Regions from separate parts of the Homo sapiens genome. Here region 2 is linked to region 1. Evidence: chromatin loops called from intact Hi-C (ENCODE). Cell type or tissue: B cell. All regions are shown on one strand. Region 1 overlaps NRCAM (neuronal cell adhesion molecule). Region 2 overlaps PNPLA8 (patatin like domain 8, phospholipase A2).

Region 1 (2,500 bases):
TATGCTTTTCTGAACATATAACAACAGGTCTTCTTTCATTGAATAGGTGTCTTTATGTATGTTTATAAATATGCTGGTTATTATTATCATAGTTTTCAATCTTACTGTAGGCCATCTCTATATTCTATGTGAAAATAAATTAACACCTCCTATCCTGGGCCACTTATTTGTGCCCAATGTAATCTCTTTTGTGACTCAGATCTTGTGATGACATTGTTAAAATACAAGTATTAGATCACTATGAAAGGCTTTGGAACAACAACAGGAAGTCTGCAACTTTGAAGAATAATTTATTTCCAATCAATTAATTGCTTAGAGATAAGATTAAAGAATGGATATGGGACTAGATTTTTAGACTAAATGCTCTTTTAAGACCTCAGTGTTGGAAGATAAAAGGAAGTGCCTAAGAAGTTTCTAAATTACTAATAAGTGTATTGGACTTTGCATTTTCTCCTTGGCATGTTTTGTCAAATAGTAATTGGCAGAGTTAGAATGATATAGATGAAGAGCACTGGACTAGAAGCCAAAATGCCTGGCTCTGGAGCTATTGGAGCCATCAGATGATCTATCCTTCCTTCATAAAACATGTCTGTATAGTTTTCCTTTCATTTCTAGTTCCTGCATCCTTATATACTTATCACATTACAGTGACCTTCTTTCAAAAGAAACCAAGCGGAACTGAGGGTTCCACTCCTGACAGCTCAGCCTAGGGGCCCCATCACACCCTGACCTAAAACAGCTCTGCTTACATACTCGCATTGATATTCATATTCTCTCTCTTTCCCTCTCTCCCTCCCTCCCTCCCTCCCTCTCTCTCCATAGACAGACAGATAGGTGTTTTAAGATCTCACTTGATTAAATGGATCCACTGCTGTAAACATAAATTGTAAAGATATACTTACTTATTCTCATGCCTTCCATATTCTCTCCAATACATTCCATTCAAATACGCAATTTCATTCCTGTTTCTGCCAAGCTAAAAATTCTTCAAATGGCCCTCCATCCCATGAAGGATAAAGTATACAGTCCTTACCCTGGTATTCCAGGACTCCCTCCTTTCTAATTATTGAACTAATCTACTGAATCAGTTGAGTTGGCCTCTGTGTTCTAACATGTAGGATTATTTCTGGGTATTAAATATAGTCCTTGACACTGTGTGCAGGACGACTAATTCATTGGAGATCCCACTGTGATTTTGCTCAGCGTCAGCCTTGCCTTTCTTCTAAGCTACCTAAACCTTTCTCATTTGAGCACACCTCAAAATGCATGCTTTTCTTCCACAAAGCCTTCCTTGATTATTCTAGCCCACATTTTTGTGTCACATCTCTGAAATTCTCTCATGTGATTGGGTGTTTACACCCGTCTCCGTTACACTTACCTGGTTAACAGTGGTGTTATTAGACTGTAGGTATATTGGGTGTTATGATCGCCTCCTAGAGTGCATCAGAGGACAGTACAGCAGCAGTGATCTCTACCCCTCTAAGGAAATACAAGGGTTTGAATCATCCTAATGTGTACATTTTCAATGTAATATATGCATTAAGACAGGGAGACAAATGTAAGATGGAAATAAATGTGATCTATTCCTCATAACGCCTTAAGTTGCAACACTTTAGAGTACAAAGCACTTGCTTAGGATCAGATGCTACAGATTTTGAGTCTAGTTCTGCCTCTTACTTTGGGTCCTTCAGAAAGTCATTTGTCTTTTATGATCTTATTTTACATGATGGTGATCATACTGCTATTCTTTGTTCTTCACACTTCATAAAGCACTTGGCATGTTGTTTAGTTTCAGCTTCACGATAACCCATGAGGTAACTAGGGCAAGCTAGTATCTGTCAAGCACAAAAACTGGGCTTAGGAGACAAAACTTCCAAATCCTAATGTGATGAACCAATAGTAGGCACTGCAACTCAAATTTCTTTACATGTTACTGAAAGCTTGGTCAATAAACCAGCAGTGTGGACATCACCCAGAGCTTGTTAGAAAGCAAAGTTGTGGGTCCTACCCTAGACTTGCTGAATCAGAGCATGTGTTTTAACAGGAGGCTCAGGATTCATATGTATTAATACTTTACAGTGAGAAAAGCGCTGTAATCCAAGGGCAGTTTAAGCACCAGAGGTAAAAACATGAAAAGGGTTTTTATTTTTACTCTTATCACTGCCTTCAAATCTCCTCTGCCAAATCTCCTTTCCTTTGAAGAGGACTCTTAACAGAACTGATGGATTTTTTTTTAGCTACTTTCAGGTTTTTAAAAGTTCAAATACAACCTTCAAATTCATATGGAAATAGGAGCTTTTCTTTCCCCCAACCCATCTCCCATCTTGTGCCCTTCAACAATTCTTTATTTTTTTTCTACCAGTTCACCCCCAACCTGTTTTTTGTTTTTGGTTTTGTTTTTGTTTTTCTTTGGCTGGATCAAGGGTTCTCTCCTCTTTTTTAAATTTTTATTATTGGGTTTTTTTGACTTTTATTTTAGATTTGGGGGCACATGTGAAGG
Region 2 (2,500 bases), 110 kb before region 1:
TAAGCTTTTTCATCGTTTCGCATTCCTTCATGAAGCTATTAACTGCTGTTGGCAAGGATTCAGAAATGAGCAAAGTCAGCAACATTAATTAATATACCATTAATATAGAGGGTTAACCTGAAGTTATTGAGAGTTTTTAAAAATGAATAAAGAAAAGGGAGCTTAAAAATCTGACTGGTGGCCGGGTGCAGTGGCTCACACCTGTAATCTTAGCACTTTGGGAGGCTGAGGCGGGTGGATCATGAGGTCAGGAGATCGAGACCATCCTGGCTAACATGGTGAAACCCTGTCTCTACTAAAAATACAAAAAAAAAAAAAAATTAGCCAGGCATGGTGGCAGGCTCCTGTAGTCCCAGCTACTCGGGAGGCTGAGGCAGGAGAATGGCATGAACCCAGGAGGCGGAGGTTGCAGTGAGCCCAGTGAGCCACTGCACTCCAGCCTGGGCAACAGAGTGAGACTCCATCTCAAAAAAAAAAATCTGGTGAAATATGTAAGACAAAAATGTATAGAGTCATAGGTGACCAACTATGTTAGTAAGAGAGGAAACCAAGGTATGGCATTCCAAAACCAGTGAGTGAGTTTTTAAGTGTTTTCCAGTTTTTTTTGTTTTTTTTTTTGTTTTTTGTTTTTTTTTTCAATTTTATATTGGCATATCTTTGTATTCTTATTTAGTTGTTTGTTGGTTTTTGGCATTCTTAAGAAGTGTATTTGAGTGGATTTCTTCTTCTTTTTACTTTTTTTTTTTTTTTCTGTAGAAATGGGATCTCGCTATATTGTTCAGCTGGTCTTGAACTCCTGGCCTCAAGTGATCCTCTTACCTCAACCTCCCAAAGCGCTGGGATTACAAGAATGAGCCACTGCCTGGCCAGATTTATTCTTAAAGAGATACTGTTCTGCAGAAGGATGGGTTCAGTGAAAAAACAAGAGAGAGATACTAATATAAATTTTAAAATGTGCTGCCTTAGTGTAGGTTTTTTTATCATTTAGATATTAGATTTTCAAAAGTAATACTAAAAATTTGGACAGGCAATTTTTACTGATTTTGATTTATATTATTAATTTTCATGTTAGCATATAAACTCTAAAAGCAATTATTAGATTGTTTTATTCAACAGCTTAAATTATTTTTTCTTTAAACAGGAATTGTCATTTTGTCTTTAATCTTTTCTGTAGGGGCGTGGTTGCTCTCCAGACCCTACGAAAATTAGTTGAACTTACTCAGAAGCCAGTTCATCAGCTCTTTGATTACATTTGTGGTGTAAGCACAGGTAATTATTATTATATGGAAGTGGTGCATTCTGGCAGTACATTAAGGAAAAGAACATTAAGCACTTATGTTTAAGATCATAGTCCTTTGCCTTCTTCAGCCCTCTCTCCATACCCCAAAATTTTGTACTTCCTTTTTTGTCTTTTGTTCATGGTTATGCCAGTTAGGCACACTAGGTGGCAGTGTGTCCTACCTATTATAGCTAGATATGGAATCAGCTGTTTAAAAGGACATCCAAGAGTACCTAATATGTTTAATTACATTGGTTCCTAGGACTAACTTGAAGGAGAATTGCTTAGTGATTTGGTGAGTTGTCAAATATACCATATTCTGTGACTAAAACTAAGTAATTCATTGATGTTAGAAAGAACGTGAATTATCTACCATAGTATCTTATATATAATTTAATGTAAAACAACACATTTGTAAATATTTTTAAATTATTATTATTATCATTATTGGGGGTAGCATTTATTTAATCCTTTTTGAGACCTGGTAAATCCCTTTACATTTGTTAACCCAGTAAGACACATGAATTTTGGTTGTTCTTATTACTCCCATTTTACCCCTGAAACAAATGGGGCTCTGAGAAGGAAAGTCATTTGTCCCAGGTGACATAGCTAGAAAGTATCAACGCTAAAATTTAAGCCAAAACTATGATTCAGGAAATCTTACATCATAAGGGCTATAACTTAACACTGATAAAAGCTAAGGATTCTTTTTTCCAGGTGCCATATTAGCTTTCATGTTGGGGTTGTTTCATATGCCCTTGGATGAATGTGAGGAACTTTATCGAAAATTAGGATCAGATGTATTTTCACAAAATGTCATTGTTGGAACAGTAAAAATGAGTTGGAGCCATGCATTTTATGACAGTCAAACATGGGAAAACATTCTTAAGTAAGTTACAATTACTCTTTTTAAATCTTCTGATTATATAGGTAGTATGTGCATATTATAATTTGAAAAATGTCAATATTAAATTATATTCTTGCATATTATAATTTGAAAAATATCAAGAATATTAAATTATTTGACTAATTAGAGATAACCACTGTTAGTATTTTGGTGAATCATAGTTTAGTAATTGTTTTGGGGGGTTTGTGTGTGTGAGATTTGCATGTAAAAGTTGCAATTGCCTTTTTTAAAAATATGAGATACTTGCATCCTGTTGTTTTTACTTAACATATTAAATGTGTCTCAAGTCATTCTAAAATATTCAATTATTTTTA

Evidence for each region. Hi-C counts contacts between places; a loop is a spot of excess contacts. Peaks named below come from ENCODE experiments on the same cell type or tissue, not always from the same donor. Only the 100,000 strongest peaks of a DNase experiment are listed, where the experiment ranks them.
Region 2: it touches region 1 in a loop (14-fold over the local background); 4 of 110 quality-filtered maps call a loop at or near these places.

Annotation. Positions count from the first base shown.
Region 1 is chr7:108,384,218-108,386,717 of GRCh38, reverse strand. The region is part of intron 2 of NRCAM (neuronal cell adhesion molecule); the gene reads left to right. Among named protein-coding and RNA genes, the nearest start is that of NRCAM, 71 kb to the left of the region's middle. In B cell, a CTCF peak has its summit at 1,461; a DNase peak (open chromatin) is centred at 1,427.
Region 2 is chr7:108,496,252-108,498,751 of GRCh38, reverse strand. It overlaps PNPLA8 (patatin like domain 8, phospholipase A2), which reads left to right. Exons shown (of 11, transcript NM_001256007.3): 6 at 1,175-1,269; 7 at 1,997-2,168. Among named protein-coding and RNA genes, the nearest start is that of PNPLA8, 29 kb to the left of the region's middle. In B cell, CTCF peaks have their summits at 1,238 and 1,438 (motif pointing right); a DNase peak (open chromatin) is centred at 1,441.